Regions from separate parts of the Homo sapiens genome. Here region 2 is linked to region 1. The links are chromatin loops, found by intact Hi-C in ENCODE. Cell type or tissue: PC-3. All regions are shown on one strand. Each heading gives the region's core, and the rest is flanking DNA. Links, peaks and the distances in the headings are about the cores only. Region 1 has its middle 10 kb from the start of THUMPD3. Region 2 has its middle 7.9 kb from the start of RAD18.

Region 1 (8,506 bases), core at 1,978-6,977:
GAGTGAAAAGAAGAGTGGAAAGAAAAGGGAGAAAGACTAAAAGTAATCAAACATTTAAAAAGACAAATGTGCCTCCAGAATCCGCGAACCCCAGTCAGCGTCGCATCCCCAGCCCGCCACCATGGCTGCCTACAAATTGGTGTTGATCCAGCATGGCGAGAGCATGTGGAATCCGGAGAACCGCTTCAGCAGCTGGTACAACACCGACCTGAGCCCAGCGGGCCATAAGGAGGCGAAGTGTGGCAGGCAGGTGCTGTGAGAAGCCGGCTGAGTTTGACATCTGCTTCACCTCAGTGCAGAAGAGAGTGATCCAGACCCTCTGGACAGTGCTAGATGCCATTGATCAGACGTGGCTGCCAGTAGTGAGGATTGGTGCCTCAATGAGCAGCACTCTGGGGGTCTGATCGGTCTCAATAAAGCAGAAACTGCTGCAAAGCATGGTGAGGCCCAGGTGAAGATCTGGAGGCACTCCTATGATGTCCCACCACCTCTAATGGAGCCCGACCATCCTTTCTACAACATCAGTAAGGATCGCAGGTTTGCAAACCTCACTGAAGATCAGCTACCCTCCTGTGAGAGTCTGAAGGACACTATTGCCAAGGCTCTGCCCTTTTGGAATGAAGAAATAGTTCCCCAGATCAAGGAGGGGAAGCAGGTACTAATTGCAGCCCATGGCAACAGCCCCCCGGGCATTGTCAAGCATCTGGAGGGCCTCTCTGAAGAGGCTATCATGGAGCTGAACCTGCCCACTGGTATTCCCGTTGTCTATGAATTGGACAAGAACTTGAAACCCATACAGTTCCTGGGGGATGAAGAGACCATGCGTAAAGCCATGGAAGCTGTGGCTGCCCAGGGTAAGGCCAAGAAGTAAAGGCCAGCGGGCAGGCTACTGTCCCCAGGAGCACCCTCCCTGCCCATCGCGTCCCCCTGCCCCTCCCTCCTGCACATGTCACACTGACCACATCTGTAGGCATCTTGAGCTGTAGCTGCAGATGGGCACCAGTGGCTCCCATTTTCATTTTAGCCATTTTGTCTCCTGCACCCACTCCCTTCATACAATCTAGTCAGAACAGCACTTCTAGGGCAAGGCTTCTCAGCCCAAGCTGTGGAAAGCTCCTCTTGTCCAACAGAGTTTAAAGGTAGTGACCTGGGTTTTCACAAGTGCTTTGTTTACTAAGGATTTGTGGGGAGGAACCATGCCAAGCCATGACCAATGAAGCAAGACAGCCTGTTAAGCCACTGCCTGGGGGCTCTATTCATTCCAGTGGAAGATGAATATAACCTCTATGGTGATATGACAACTGTTTCTTCCCTGACCCCAGAGAAGCTGGCTCCAGAAGGTTGGGATCAATCCTGAATTTAGTTTATGTGTTACATTTATTTTATTTTTTTAAAAAGGTATAGTATATATAAATAATACAAAACAATAATCCTTCTGGGATTTCTCGTGGCAGTTGAAATAGTCCCACATGTGGTCATCAGAAAATAAGCCATTCCTCATACCAACATGGAATAAGCTCCTTGACCTCTGAGGGTTAGAAGTACTTCCTGCTGTGTGTTTTGGAATCCCTCCCCCACCTTGTTTCGTGACAATGAAATGCCTCTTGGTCTTGTCCAAGTGTGTCTCTCTCTGACTGATTTCTGAATCATGTTCTAGTTGCTTGGCCCTGACACATGGGCCCAGTGTTCATTTGAGCATAGCAGTACTAAATCCTTTTTCCTGATCTGTACAATAAAGGAGTGATCTGTAAAAAAAAAAAGACAAATGTGAATAATTTCATTTATTATAGTCCTGAGTTGCCATAGGTTATATTTATTGAGTGCCATCTACTCTATGTCAGACACTGTCCTAAGTGCTTTACGTGCACAATTTAATTCAGTCAACACATATTCACTGCACACCTTGTGTGTGCCAGGCACTTTTCTAAGCAAAGAATATTTTTGTAGAGAACAAAACAGATGAAAATCTCCTTCTTGGAGCTTACATTTCAGTAGGGAAGGTCTTATTTAATCATCACAACAAAGAAAAGAGATAGGAAAGGCAAGGAGAGAGGGAAAGGATATGTATGGACAGAAAAAGATAATTTAGGGAGGGGAATGCAAAGGAGAAGAAGGTTAGAGTAAAGCATCATCTTCAGGGCTTTGAGATGCTGGATGAAATGGATAAGTCCCTGTCCATGCCTCAGACTCTTCAACATGATGGCTAGGAGGGTCCCAGTACAATGGGTTTAGTGAAAAGTCTGAGTTGTAACTATGTTTGAAGAAATATGCTTCCACATTATTTCAAATGTAGATGGTAATTTGAGGTGCTAACAAAGTCTTTCTGAATAGACTTTCTGAATAGTCTTTCTGTTTTAATAAAGAGATCAGACACATCTGTAATAAGCAGTGTTCACTTGCACATGTAACTCTTCTTTCTTCCAGCTACTCTGGTGAAAGGGAAAAAAAATCAGTGGCCTAATGATGAGCCAGCTAGCTGGCTGAATTTCTCACCAGCACCAACCATAATATTAATAGATACCATTAACTGAGAACTTATTATTTGCTACATAACAAACTACCCCAAAACTTAGTAGTTTACCACAGTGATTTATTATTTCTTGTCATCCCGGGGGTTGGCAGGTGAGTTCTGGGCTCACCTAGGCTTGCTCATGTGACTGTAGTCAGATGGTGGGCTCTGCTAGGATGCTGGCTCCCTCATGCCTCTTTTTTCATGTGGTCTTTCAACATGCAAGAGTTCAGGCTGGGCTTCTTTACATAGAGGCAAGAGCAGTCCAAGAGAGGAAAAAAGGAGGCTCTTGCAACCTAGACTTGGAATTAGCCAGTGACACATCTGCCACATTCTAGGGGGTCAAAGTAAATCATAAACCCAGCCGAGATACCACCTTTTCTAGAAAGCAATAGTGGTACTTATAACCATGAGAAGAATTGTTGAAAAACCTTTGTAGGCAATCTACTTCATTTGCCATGTGCCAGAAATTTTACCTTATCTCAGTGAAACTTCCCAGCAATTTATGAGATAGTCACCATTGTATCCCTATTTTCCAGTCAAAGAAAATGTTCCTGAAAGGCTAAATATCCTTTTGCAAGTTGGTGGAAGATCTAGGACCAATCTTAATCGCGTTAGAGTTCCAATTCACAAGCATCCTTCAATAAGGGATCCCAATTCACAAGCATCCCTCAATAAGGTCAGTAGAGTTAGAGGGATTGAACCCCATATTCCCTCCTCCCTGAGGGAAGAAGAAGAGCCTGGAACAGTCATGTGCTGCGTAACAAAGTTTTAGTGAATGCATGGACCGCATATACAAAAGTGGTCCCATAAGATTATAATACTCTATTTTTCCTGTACCTTTTTTATGTTTAGATACACATATACTTACCATTGTGTTACAATTGCCTACAGTATCCAATACAGTAACATACTGTCAGGTTTGTAGCCTAGGAGCAACAGGCTGTATCAAACAGCCTAGGTGTTGTCAAATTATACCCCCAGTTAACAGACAAAATGGATTCTCTGTGGCTCAAAAGTAAAAACAGACCCAAGGGGCCATGGAAGGGTGAGGGAGCAGTCAAGCTCTTCGTGTCCTTAGAGAATGCTGCAAAACCTGTTTTTCTGCAACCAAGTCAAAGAAGAGTTCCTGGAAACAACGGCAGCTGGGAATTCCCCAGTTGACCACCACAAGACCACCTCCTGCCAACAGACAACCTGGAACCAGCCAATTAAGAGAGACTGGTGATTTGGGGCTTTAAGGCCATCTAATCGACACTCTGTTTCTGACTCCCCTGATTACCCTCCCCTGTCCTGCAGTTTTTGCCTTTATAATCTCTAACTTTCCACCCTGCTTAGAGCCCACTTCTGTTTTACACCTGAAGCTGCATTTCCCCAATCTGCAGATTGTTTTTTACAGAAAATAAAACTCTCCCCTTTTCCTCCACAGATGTTATGGACATTTTTTTTTTTTTTTTTTTTGAGATGGAGTCTCACTCTGTCACCCAGGCTGAAGCACAGTGGCACGATCTCAGCTCACTGCTGCCTCCACCTCCCAGCTTCAAGTGATTCTCCTGCCTCAGCCTCCTGAGTTGCTGGGATTACAGGCACGCATCACTACGCCTGGCTAATTTTTGTATTATTAGTAGAGATAGGGTTTCACCATGTTGACCAGGCTGGTCTCAAACTCCTGACCTCAGGTGATCCACCCACCTCGGCCTCCCAAAGTGCTGGGATTACTGGCGTGAGCCACCATGCCTGGCCTCATGGTCTTTTGTTAACAGTGTGTAGCTGGCTATGGGTTCACACAATGACAAAATCACCTAACAGCACATTTCTCGGATCATATCCCCTTCTTTTAGCAATGCATGTCTGTAGTTAAGAGCTCTGCAGCTGGGGTCAGGCCACCTTGGTGTGCGTTTGAATCTTGGCTCTAAGTCTCATCAACTCTGTGACTTTAGGCCAGTTAGTTAGCCTCAATTTCATCACCTGTATAACACGGCTAATAAGAATATCTACCCCCATAGACTATTATGTGATATACAGGTAAAACTCTGCCTCAACTGAGTATGTGCTCTGTAAATGCTGATTTCTGTTGTTGTTCCCTGAGTGTCCTGATTGGTTTACCATGAATCAAGCAGTACTACAGTCCCAAGGCCACAGTCTCTAGGGCTGTTGTTGATGCTGAGCCTATGTGGCTTTATCATCATTGTCCCTGCTGATCTTGCTGGTGATTCTGCTTTGCCTTTGGCACCGTGTTGCTGCTGCAGTGACCACTGCTGAGGGATCCTGTCCCTTTCTTTGCTCATTTGTTGCACTTCCTGCTTCCTGCAGCTGCCCCTTTGTGCAGGAGACCTGATGGCTATCCATGTTTACCTACAACATTCTCCCTTGTCAGTGCTCTTTTCGTTCCTCTGATATCACACAGGGAGGAGAGAATGGAAGTTTCCCAGATTCAGGACATTCGCTGTATTTGACTCCTATACTAACTCAATTTGTGTTTTCTGTGCTTTGCAAAAGCAGTGTTTCAGCAGGAGGAACCACTAGGTGGCAGGGGTGCTGCATTCCCCAGCTCATGACCTTCTTCCAGTAATCTCAGTTATAAGGATACAGTTCCTTTCCAAACGAATGAGCTGCTTTTAAATCAACTTACTTATCAACATGAAATTCAAGGAGAAGAATAAATTTCATATACATTCTCTTGAAAATTTACTGTGATGGCACTAAGTCCACCAACAAGCTCTCACAGGGGTTATGTTACTAAAGCGGTTTTATAGCCCTTGGCTTGAAAGGGCACGGGAAAAGTAAATAAGCCTCTGCTTGCTTAGAGCACAGCCAAAGCTGATTGTATTTCCCTCTAGTTGTTAACACCTGACAGGACAAAGGTCCTTCGGGTTAAAGGTTCATGGACTCCTAGGCTATTATTTCATTAATAAGATTATATTAATAGATACATCTCTTATCTCTCAATGAGGTCCCAAAAGGTTTTCTTGGGGGAGATGGAATTTCAGTAGTGTACTGAATGAAAAGCAGGTGTAGGGGCATCCTTCTTTCAATTACATCCCCACAGGAATCCAACTGGCCAAGTGGGATCTTCTTTTAACAAAATAGATTGGGGAGTACAAGGAAGGGAGGAGAGGTAAAGGCCAGGAGTGCCAATGAAACCCTTGTCTCACAGTGCGGGGGATCAAGAGATGCTGTGCATAACTGACAGAACAAGAAGATGTTTAATACTAATATATCCCTTACACTTAAAAGGTAAATTTAATGTAGAGGAACAAACTACATTGGGTTGTAGCTATAATGGCAGAAGAAGGAAGGGGGCGACAGGATGGTGGTAATGTTAATAGGCTAAACTTCAAGTACCATAACAAAGTCCGCAGATAATAGCAAAAATTGAAAAAGCAAGAAATGGCACTACAAACGTGTCTTTTAGAGCCATGAAGGTAATCACCATAGAAACGAAAAGCAGAAGTGGCTAACAGTCCTTGCCTCTCTCTGCAGGAGAGGAAGAAGGTGGGCAAGGGAGTGGCTGTGCTATCTGACTTTCTACCCAGGACCTTGTTTTACTTTAAGAATAGGCAAGGAGGCCGGGCGCGGTGGCTCATGCCTGTAATCCCAGCACTTTGGGAGGCCGAGGCGGGTGGATCACGAGGTTAGGAGATCGAAACCATCCTGGCTAACACGGTGAAACCCGGTCTCTACTAAAAAACACAAAAAAAATTAGCCGGACATGGTGGCAGGCGCCTGTACTCCCAGCTACTGAGGAGGCTGAGGCAGAAGAATGGTGTGAACCCGGGAGGCGGAGCTTGCAGTGAGCCGAGATTGCGCCACTGCACTCCAGCCGGGGTGACAGAGCGAGACTCCATCTCAAAAAAAAAAAAAAAAAAAAGAATAGGCAAGGATAGGAAGACATTAAGGTAAAAAAGATATCCAGGTTTGTGGGAACAAGCACCACTGAGCTCCTCCTCATTTGTGTCACTATATCTGATATGAATCATCACACTTAATCATATGCTTGTTTACTCTTTAGTTTAATATAACCACTACTTCCAGTTAGAAAGAAATGAGTGGCTTCAATTTCTACATGTAATGTTACCTGTCTCAAACTGGCATTTTCTAGCAAGATCCATTTTAGTCAATATTTTCCAAGGAGGTCATCTGGTTCTTTCTGATATAAACGAACATACCATTTTTCTTTGTAATAAACCAGAACCATAAAGAGCATATGTGCCCACTTGTACTTACTTTGTGACAGTTTAGCCTCGTTCTTGGCCATGCATCTGTCAGCAGGACATGGTTACTCTAAACCAGCAAATCTGCTAAGTCTGACCCTCAAACTTCCTCTCCTTTCTTTTCAAACCCAAATCTAAAACACCAGCAATGACAGCCCATCCTTCAAAACACCCCAGAATTTGACAGTTCTCACCACACCCACCCCTAATATCCTAGTTTGAGATATCATCATCTCTCACTTGGACCAATGAAATCACCTAGTAACTGCTTCCATTCCTGCTCCCTAACATTGTCCAGGCAGCAGCCAGAGTGATTGTCTGTTTGTTCGTTTGTTTTGGTCAGGCACGGTGATAATTTGTGAGACACTGACTTCTACGATGTATCCATCCCATCTCTCTTCCACCTCTATCCTGCTCACTCCTCTGCAGCCTCACTGGCCACCTGGCTATTCCTAGGCCCTGCTGAATATGCTGAGGCCTTCTGCCTGGGATGCTCCCCTCCTGGCTATCTAAATAGCTTGCTCTGTTGTTTCATTCAGGGTCTACTTTGTCACCTTATCAAAGAGGCTTTACCTGACCACCTGACATACAATAGACATATTCCTCCACCTCTCCAGCACCGTCCACCAACCACCTTGCTTAATTTTTCTCCCTAATGCTTATTACCACAGAAATGTGATGTATATATTTTCTGTATTATCTGTTTCTTCCATTAGAACACAAGTAATTTATAAAGTAAAGACATTTATTTCTCACATTTCTGGAGGCTGGAAAGTCCAATGTCAAGGTGCTGGCATCTGGTGAGGGCCTTCTTGCTATGTCACCCCACGGCAGAAGGCAGAAGGGAAAGAGAACACACATGAGAGGGAGAAGGGAGCAAAACTCATCCTTTTATCTGGAATCCACTCCTGCAATAATTAACCTACTTCCATGATAACAGCATTAATTCATTCATCTAGGTAGAGCCCTCATGATCTAATCACAGCTTAAAGATCCCACTTCTCAACACTGTTCCAATGGGGCTTAAGTTTCAAACACATGAACTTTGGTGGCACACATTCAAACCACAGTAACATACTACCGGTGAACAACATGGGATAGAGAGATATTTCCTGAACCGTGAGACCTGTTTATGGGACTTTTTTTTCTTTTTTTTTTTTTTTTTTTGAGACAGGATCTCACTGTCACCCAGGCTGGAATACCATGGCACGATCTTGGCTCACTGCAACCTCCACCTCCCAGGCTCAAGCAATCCTCCCACCTCACCCTCCTAAGTAGCTGGGACCACAGGTATGCACTATCATGGCCAGCTAATTTTTTTTTTTTTTTTTTTTTTTTTTTTTTTTGAGACAGAGTCCCGCTCTATCGCCCAGGCTGGAGTGCAGTGGCGCAAACTGGGCTCACTGAAAGTGCTGCCTCCCGGGTTCATGCCATCCTCCTGCCTCAGCCTCCTGCGTAGCTGGGACTACAGGCGCCCGCCACCACATCCGGCTAATTTTTTTGTATTTTTAGTAGAGATGGGGTTTCACCGTGTTAGCCAGGATGGTCTCGATCTCCTGACCTCGTGATCCGCCCGCCTCAGCCTCCCACAGTGCTAGGATTACAGGCGTGAGCCACCACGCTCAGCCAATTTTTGTATTTTTTGTAGAGATGAGGTTTTGCCATGTTGCCCAGGTTGGTCTCAAACTCCTGAGCTCAAGCAACCCACCTGCCTCGGCCTCCTAAAGTGCTGGGATTACAGCCATGAGCCACTGTGCCCAGCCTGGGACATGATTTTAGATAG
Region 2 (8,506 bases), core at 1,594-6,593, 380 kb before region 1:
GAAAGGCAGTGTGTTAGCTCATGTAACTGAAAAGACCTGAGGTAGGTATTCAGGTATGGCTTGATCCAGGTGGTCTCTCTTCTTCCCTCTCAATTACTCTTTCTTCTTTTTTTTTTTTTTTTTTTGAGACGGAGTCTAACTGTGTCGCCCATGCTGGAGTGCAGTGGTGTAATCTCAGCTCACTGCAACCTCTGTCTCCTGGGTTCAAGCGATTATCCTGCTTCAGCCTCCCTACTGGGACAACAGGCGTGTGCCACCATGCCCAACTAATTCTTGTGTATTTTTAGTAGAGACGGGGTTTCACCATATTGGTTAGGCTGGTCTTGAACTCCTGACCTCGTGAACTCCCAGCCTCAGCCTTCCAAAGTGCTGGGATTACAGGCGTGAGCCACCGCGCCTGGCCATAATCACTCTTTCTTAATGCCTTATATCTTCTTCCCTCACTGTCGACTTAACGCTCATGCAGGCTCCCCCCATGAGAGGCAAACATGGCTCCAGAAGCTCCAGGCCTGCATTCTATTAGCACAGCTGCCTCAGCAGAAAGGACGGACCTCATTCCCAACAGTTCTCAGCAAAAGTACCAGGAGCAAGTCTCACTGGCCAGAATTGGGTCACATGCCCATCCTTGAACCAATCGCTGTGCCTCAGATTATCTAAGTGTGAGTTTGGGAGTGGGAGTGATGCCCCAAATGAACAACAGGGTGTGACATACAGAAAAAGAGGGAATGGGCGCCTGCAAGTAAGCAGGTTGCAAAAATGCTTATAAATTTTTCCCCTGCCTATCCACACTTTGTTTCCATGGGACTCCTTCCAGCAACAGGTGGGTCTGTGGCTCCACTCCTTGAATCTGGGGTTGATCTTGTGATTTGCTTTGGCCAACAGGACATTAACAAAGGTGACCCAAGCAGAGGCTTGTGCACTAATAGCCACCATGTGAATAAGCCCCAGCTTGTGATCCTCCTGGGTGATCAGAGACAGACAGCCAAGTTACCTTGCCACCCCAGCCAACATCAAACCACCTACAATACATAAGTGAGGTCATCCTAGACTATCCAGCCCCAGCCAAAGCACCTGCTTACTGCAGAGATCAGCTCAGCCAGCCCTGACCAGAAAACTGCTCAACATACCCACGGGATCATGGCAAATAATAAATGTTTATTCTCTTAAGCCTCTAACTGTGGGCATGGGTTGTTCCACAGCAATGGTTTACTGATGCAATGATTAAAAACCATGGTGACCCTGTACAGGAGTCTTCCACTTGCCCGGAGCCTGGCTCAGGAGCCCCCAGATACAGAGTGGCTGGAGCCCCAGTCCTGCTGGTCCTTCATCTTTCCCATAGCCAACTCCCAGCATCCTCTCCTGCTCTGTTAGACCCCTGTGCCTGTCTCTGCTCTGCTTCCATTCTGGTGCATAATTCCGATTACGGGTGCCAGGGGCTGGCCCGTGCAACTCCTCCTGCCTCCATAGGCTCCTAGCCATTCTTCCTTACAAAGAGGCAGCCACCAACCTGCAACCATTTGAAAGGTGTGTGGCTGAGTCCTGTACCAGAAAATCTCTCCCACCATCTGTCATGGCATCTGGACGCCCTACTTTTTTGGTTGTTAAAGCTTATTTGGTTTCCCAGAGCCCCAGAGGAGAGCTGACTGCTCCTCTGGGAGAGTGAAAGCAGGTTACACCTCATGTTATAGCACAAACACACTAATAGCAACTGTTTAGTCTCCCTCACTAAACCATGGGTTCCTGGAGGAGACAGAACCAGCCTTTCTCTTCCCAACTCCTCTGTGCCCTAGCACAGCTGTGAGTGACCTGGATAGACCCCACAAATGTAGCGGGGACCCAACAAATGTTCTCTGGGTGAGTTACCCAGAAAGACACCAAACACATGCCTGAGCCTGGGGCCCTGGGACATAGGAGTGCCAGGGCTCAGGGAGCCAAGCAAAGAACCGTTGAAAGGAGACAGAATTGTCACCAATTGATATAGTTTACAGCAACGAAGGGAACATGATGTAGAGTCACACAGACAGAAATCTGAATCCATGCTCTGTCACTTACCATCTGGTCTCGGATAAGACACTCATTTCTCTGAGCCTTATTTTCCTCTTCTGTAAGATTGAAATAATAATGACTGACTTAGAGGGCTGTTATAAGGATTAGCTCTTTTAAAAAGGCTGGAAATCACCTAGCAGAGCACCTGTCACATGGTGAACGGCTGCGTATGGCAGTGGGAGTTACAGTTGTAATTATTACTGTTATCATCACTAATAAATATGTTGACCAGAGGGTACAAAGGTTAAGAGCGCCAACTCTGAAGTCAGACTGCCTGGGTCCAAATCTCAGCTCTCCCACTTGCCGTGTGTGGAGTGTGGTCTCTAAATACCATCCCCACTAAAAGGAAACAGTGTTTCTTGGAGAAATGTTTGGTTTTAGGTCTGGGGCAGGGCAGGTACAAGATGAGCCTAGAACATCTTATTGTGCCCCCAGTAAAGAAGTTGAAAACTAGTGGATGTAAGAGGCAGCTTGAACTTGCTTCTACGCACTTAAGCAATAAAAAGAACATCAATTGCAATGGATTGAAATGCACTGGATATTTTTACATCGAGAAAGTTATAATTAATCTCAGCAAAACAAAGGAAAGCCTTCATTTACTGCCACTGGGGGTTGTCATTGTATCAGCTTCTTACTCTGAAAGTTGATGAATAATAGAAAAGAATTAAGCATTTATTCCTCCTTTTCAGAATAAGCTATGTTTAGAGAAATACTAGCTCTTGTGGATAAGTATTCAATTAGTAGCTAAAACATATAGAGGAAATGATAAAATTAGAAACTCACCATTTTGCAGATTCTAATGAAATATTATTGTTTCAAGCAATGATCACCAATGGGTGATAAAACAGTTCTGAGAGTGGTTCTTGGGGAACTGGATATGTATCAGGTCCCCAAATTATCAGGCCAACAAGTTCACTTGTTACTCACAGAGAAAGATGAGGATGAACCCACCTGAACTTATTCATCAAGTTTTTTGATCCTAAAAGTGGGCACCAAGCAGTGGGTACCTCCTGATGTGATGTAATATGAAGTGCACGTCACCTAGGAAGTGTACTCTCCAAAAATGGTGAAACTGAATCTAATCAAAGGTGTAGATCCAACTTGCCATTTAAAAGACATACAGAGTAGGATCAGGCAGGGTGGCTCACGCCTGTAATCTCAGCACTTTGGAAGGCCAAGTATGATCCCAGGAGTTTGAGACCAGCCTGGGCAACGTAGTGAGATTCAGCCCCCACCCCAGTCTCTACCAAAAGAAAAAAAAAAAATACAAAAAATTAATCAGGGATGGTGGTGCACACCTGTAGTCCTGGCTACTCAGGAGGCTGAGGTGGGAAAATCATCTAAGTCCAGAAAGGCAAGGTTGCATTGAGCCGTGATTGCACCACTGCACTCCAGCCTGGGCGATGGAATGACACCCTATCTCAAAAAAATAAATAGAATAAAATAAAAAAACATACAGGGGAGGACAGCAACCAGTGAACTGACAACTCAAGGAAGCAGTCAGGCAAATGCTGGTTGTGGGGCATTTCACCAGAAAACAAGCTCAGCCAGTCATGACGGGGCATACTCTAGAAAAATTAAGAGACAATACTCATTAGACGGGATGCTGATTTGAACAAAGCAACTTTTAAATGACATTTTTGGAACAATCAAGGAAAATGGAATATGGATTAGGTAACATGTTATTGAGAAATTGTCATTAGTTTTATTCAGTGTGATCATGAGATTGTCATCATTATGCAGGAAAATGTCATTTTTAGAGACATATACTGATATGTTTCAGGGTAAAATGTCATGGTGTTAGCGATTTTTTTGAAATTCAAAAACAGAGGTAAAGCAAACTCATAAAAATGTGAATAATTTTTAAAACTAGATGATAGACATAATGGGTTAACTGTGCTATTCTCTGCATTCTGTAAATCTGAAAATTTTGATAACAAAAATTAGAGGCTGCTTACCCTGCCTGCCATCTTACAAATGACCACATGAGGGCAGCAGAGTATCAGGCTGGATGTGGGCTCGCGCTTTGAGAGGGAAATGCAGATAGGCGATCATCCCACTCATGCGTAATTTATTTACTTCTCATCTTTTCTTCTAACCCATCATTTAGTAAGCACTATGTGCAGGGGCCTGTGCTGGGCCTATAGGGGACAAAATGTCGAATTCACCCGATCTGGGATCCTGCAGCCACATATATTATGTCTGTATCTGGAGGCCAAGGAAGGGATGGTGACCAGGAACCTCTGTCCTGCTGGGTCTACCAGAAACACAGGTATCTCTGTGTTTGGCATCACTGGAAATGGAGACCTTGGCCAGACATGTTGGAAACAAAGAAATTAATGTGGGGAATGGAGGTAGCTGGCCACTCATGTTGTGTGAGTTGATCTGCATGCATTGGGGTTTACCACTTACTACTGTGATCTTGGGAAAATTACTTTACCTCTCTGAACCTCACAGGACTAATAATAGTTTATATCTTATAGCTGTCTGTTGCAAGAGAATGAGACTGTCTATGAAAAATTGCTTAAAACAGTGCCTAGCACATAGTAAGTGCTCAAGATGAACATATTTACCTGTCTATATGGAGAAAATGGTGAATGCAGCTTTGGGACTGGGGCACTGGAATCAAGACTCTCCAAAAGGCAAGATCACAACTATAGCAGCTACATTTATTGGGGGTTTCTCTGTGTCAGATGCTGTCCCAACAGCAAGCCTACAAGGCAGGGCTGTTACTGTCCCTACTTTAGAAATGAGAACTGAAGTGTTCACTTTCCCGAGGTCTTTCAGTGAGAAAGGAGGGAAGCTGGGATTTAAACCCAGGCAGCCTAGCCTTGGAGTCCTCATTCATATCCACCAGGGTGGCTGTACTCCTTTTTGGGGATGGGTGCTGTGGAAAGACAAAGCATTTACCTGGAGACAGGGGTGTGATCCTGCAGTCGACAGGGGCCTGTGGACCTGGGGAAGGGATGCGAGAATGTCCATGCTATGAATGTGTTTCTCAAGAGTGTCCTCTGGAGACTGGAGCTCTTGATAAGCTCTCTGGGCTTTGCCTGCTCAGCATCTTTGTTCTTTCTTTCAAGAGGCAGGATCGCACTCTGTTGCCCAGACTAGAGGGCAGTGGTGTGATCACAGCTCACTGCAGCCTCAAACTCCTGGGCTCAAGTGAGATCCTCCTACCTCAGCCTCCCAAGTAGCAGGAATTACAGGCTCACGCCACCATGCCTGCCTCATTGTGTGTGTGTGTGTGTGTGTGTGTGTGTGTGTGTGTGTGTGTGTGTGTGTGTGTCTGTAGTGACAGAGTCTCACTATGTTACCCAGGTTGGTCTCAAACTCCTACCCTCAAGTGAACCTCCCTCCCTACCTCCCAAAGTGCTGGGATTACAGGATTGAGCCACCACACCTGGCCCCAGCATCATCCTTCCAATAATAGAACTCATCTATTCATTTTGGGAAACAGCCCTTAATCTACTCTCAACCATGTGGTCAGGCAAGGCTAATCCCAAATCTAGCTCAAGACTGGGCAAGTAGCCAGATCTGGTCAATGACAGTAAGACCCACCCTCCACTGAGTGATTGGTTCATGGTAAGCATGTGACTCAAGCTAGGCCAATCAGAGGCAATCCTGGGACTCTGACTCATTCACTGGGAAAGAGAGACAGTTTTTTCTACTGGGGTAGCTAAATGCTAGGACGCAAGTCTAGAACTGCTTTGGGCCATCTTTGCCATCACTTGAGAAGAATCAGCCTGAGAGTACAGTGTGAAGGAACGCAGGGCTGAGAAGTGGAGAGACCCAATCCTGTTGACATCCTTGGAATACTTGGGCCCAGCCTGCTTAAATCCATTTTTATCTCTGGACTTTTCATACAGATGGGGGCAAAAAGCATGCCTTGTGATACAAACCAGGCTAAGTTGGGTTGTTGTCACTGGTAACCAACCAAGTCCTTAATACATTTCTCGACAGCATGGTATAAAGCAAAAAGGGTCATGCTATTTATCAGAAGATTAAAGACCTCTAAGCACTAGTTTATGTCCAGTTACAATAACTGGCAAATGAAGAAGGAAAATCTTGTTCCACGGATGACTGGACTCTGAGTTGCCCGGGAAGGGAAGTCTGCAGCTCTGTGACATGCAGGGGCCATTGATCTCCATGTTAGGAGGAATTTGAATCAATCTCTCAGTGGGTCAGACGGACCATGTGTGGATGTCTGGATGGAGAAGGGAAGCAGAGCTGGAAGTCCGGAAACATCACTGAATGGGGGCACTCAAGGCTCCGAAACACTAATAATAATACTTCCTCCTGGCCAGGCCCGGTGGCTCACACCTGTAATCCCAGCACTTTGGGAGGCCGAGGCGGGTAGATCACTTGAGGTCAGGAGTTCGGGACCAGCCTGGCCAACATGGTGAAAACTCATCTCTATTAAAAATACAAACAATTAGCCAGGCACGGGGATGGTCGCCTGTAATCCCAGCTACTTGGGAGGCTGGGACAGAAGAATTGCTTGAGCCCGGGAGGCAGAGGTTGCAGTGAGCCAAGACTGCGCCACTGCACTCTAGCCTGGGTGACAAAGCAAGACTTCATCTCGAAAAATAATAATAATGATAATAATAATAATAATACTCTTCCTCTTGCATCGGCCCTCAGATAAAGAGAAGCAGGTTCACTGTAATCTGGGATTCATGACATAGCATCGTGGCCCCTGCAGCACTTTAATCCTCAATTATCATGCAAGCCCTCCGTTGTTAAAAAGTGGCTGTGGTCCAGAGCCAGAGATGATGAATTATTACTATTATTATTATTATTAGACAATGTCTCATTCTGTCACCCAGGCTGGAGGGCAGTGGCACAATACTGGCTCACGGCAGCCTTAAATTCCTGGGCTCAAGTGATCTTCTTGCCTCTGCCTCTTAAGTAGCTGGGACTACAGGCGTGCACTACCACACCTAGCTAATTTTTTATTTTTATTTTTTTAGTAGAGATAAGATCTCATTCTGTTGCCCAGGCTGGTCTCAAACTCCTGGCCTCAAGAGATCCTCCCGGCTTGGTCTCCCAAAGTGCTGGGATTACAGGCATGAGCCACCACACCCAGCCATTAATTTTTTAACAATAATAAGTAGAATCAAGTAATGCCCCTATTGCAACCTTCCAAGGGCTTCTCATTGTTCTTAGAATAACTTCAAAATGGATACCATGGCGCAAAAGGCCCTGCCTGTGTTCTTCTCGACAGCTGTTCTCACATCTCTCACCCCCTCAGCTCCAGCCACATGGCCTTCTCCATTCTCCTCCTGTGCCAATCTCTTTCTCTTCATGTGCCTGCCTGGTCACCCCTTGGCATGGTGGTCTCCTTCTCAGGCTTTTCCCAGTTTAAACTCCCCTCCTCAGAGAGGCCGGCCCAACCTCTCAGTCTAAAGCAGATTCTAGTATTCTTCCTCCCCATGCCCTGGGTGTTTCTGGCTTTGTGGTTGTCATTATCTGTCGCCAGCATTTGGCCATAAGCTCCATTGGGATCTTGGTCTGCTTGGTTCAAAGCTGCATCCCAGAATAACACTTGGCACACAGTAAGTTTCAAGAACTGTTTGTTAAATGAGGGAATGACCACCAAAGATATGACTTTGTTTAGCTACCAAGCCCACCTCACTCAGAAATGGCACTTTCCCCCCAGTTGTAGGTGAAGATTCATTTCATCCATAAATAATTATTGAGTACCTACTATGTGCTAGACACCCTACTACCATCTCGAGACAGTATGGACAAGATAGACAAAACCCCAGATTTTCTGGAGCTTACATTCTGGATTGAGGGAGACAGACTACACATAAAGAAACAAATCAATTCCAATGATGATAAGGGCAATGAAGAAAATAAAACATATTAACCTCATGGTGACTGCTTTAAGCAAGGAGGTCAGGGGAGGTGTCTCTGAGGCAGTGAGGAGTGGTTGGGAGACCTGATACTAGGTTCTCTGGGTATCAGAGGAAGGTCCCAGGCCTTTTTAGCCACCCCACAAATCCCAGCCTGGAGTCCAGTATGGAGCCGGCCCCGGGCCTCCAGTGTGAGGCTGACCTGCTTTCTGGGGTGGCTGAAAAGGCCTGGGAAGTTCTTGTCCTCTCTCTGCCTCTTCTTGGCATCCCTTTATTTAAACACAAACCTCCACTCACTGCCCAAAAGAAAACTGCCACTTCTGCTGCTTCCAGGGGCAGCAGTGGGGGCGTGTTGAGGAGGATGTAAGGTGTTGGGGGTTGGGGGGTTCTGGGCGGGGGGGTCTCTTACTCCCGCCTCACCCCCATCCTTCTCCACAACCCTCCACTGCAAAAGCTCCTCTTCAGGCTACTCCAAGGCCATGCCTCGCTGCTTGCACTGAGGCAGCAGTGGGGTCCTTTCTAGACTTCCCTGCTTAGGTGTGGAGGCAATTGTCTGGCAGGCTGTTCCTAGGAGGCCTTTCCCCAACCCCCGCACAGCTCTT

The links. A loop is a pair of places that touch in the nucleus more often than their neighbours do. Peaks named below come from ENCODE experiments on the same cell type or tissue, not always from the same donor. Only the 100,000 strongest peaks of a DNase experiment are listed, where the experiment ranks them.
Region 2: it touches region 1 in a loop (8-fold over the local background); 9 of 110 quality-filtered maps call a loop at or near these places.

What each region holds. Positions count from the first base shown.
Region 1 is chr3:9,348,322-9,356,827 of GRCh38, forward strand. It overlaps a transcript of SRGAP3 not described here and the pseudogene PGAM1P4. Among named protein-coding and RNA genes, the nearest start is that of THUMPD3, 10 kb to the right of the region's middle. In PC-3, for the core only: a CTCF peak has its summit at 5,033 (motif pointing right); DNase peaks (open chromatin) are centred at 3,610, 5,050 and 6,490; H3K4me3 peaks cover 954 bases; H3K27ac peaks cover 5,000 bases.
Region 2 is chr3:8,967,135-8,975,640 of GRCh38, forward strand. No RefSeq gene overlaps it. Among named protein-coding and RNA genes, the nearest start is that of RAD18, 7.9 kb to the left of the region's middle. RefSeq lists a silencer at 3,871-4,165. In PC-3, for the core only: CTCF peaks have their summits at 4,023 (motif pointing right) and 4,222; DNase peaks (open chromatin) are centred at 4,057 and 5,607.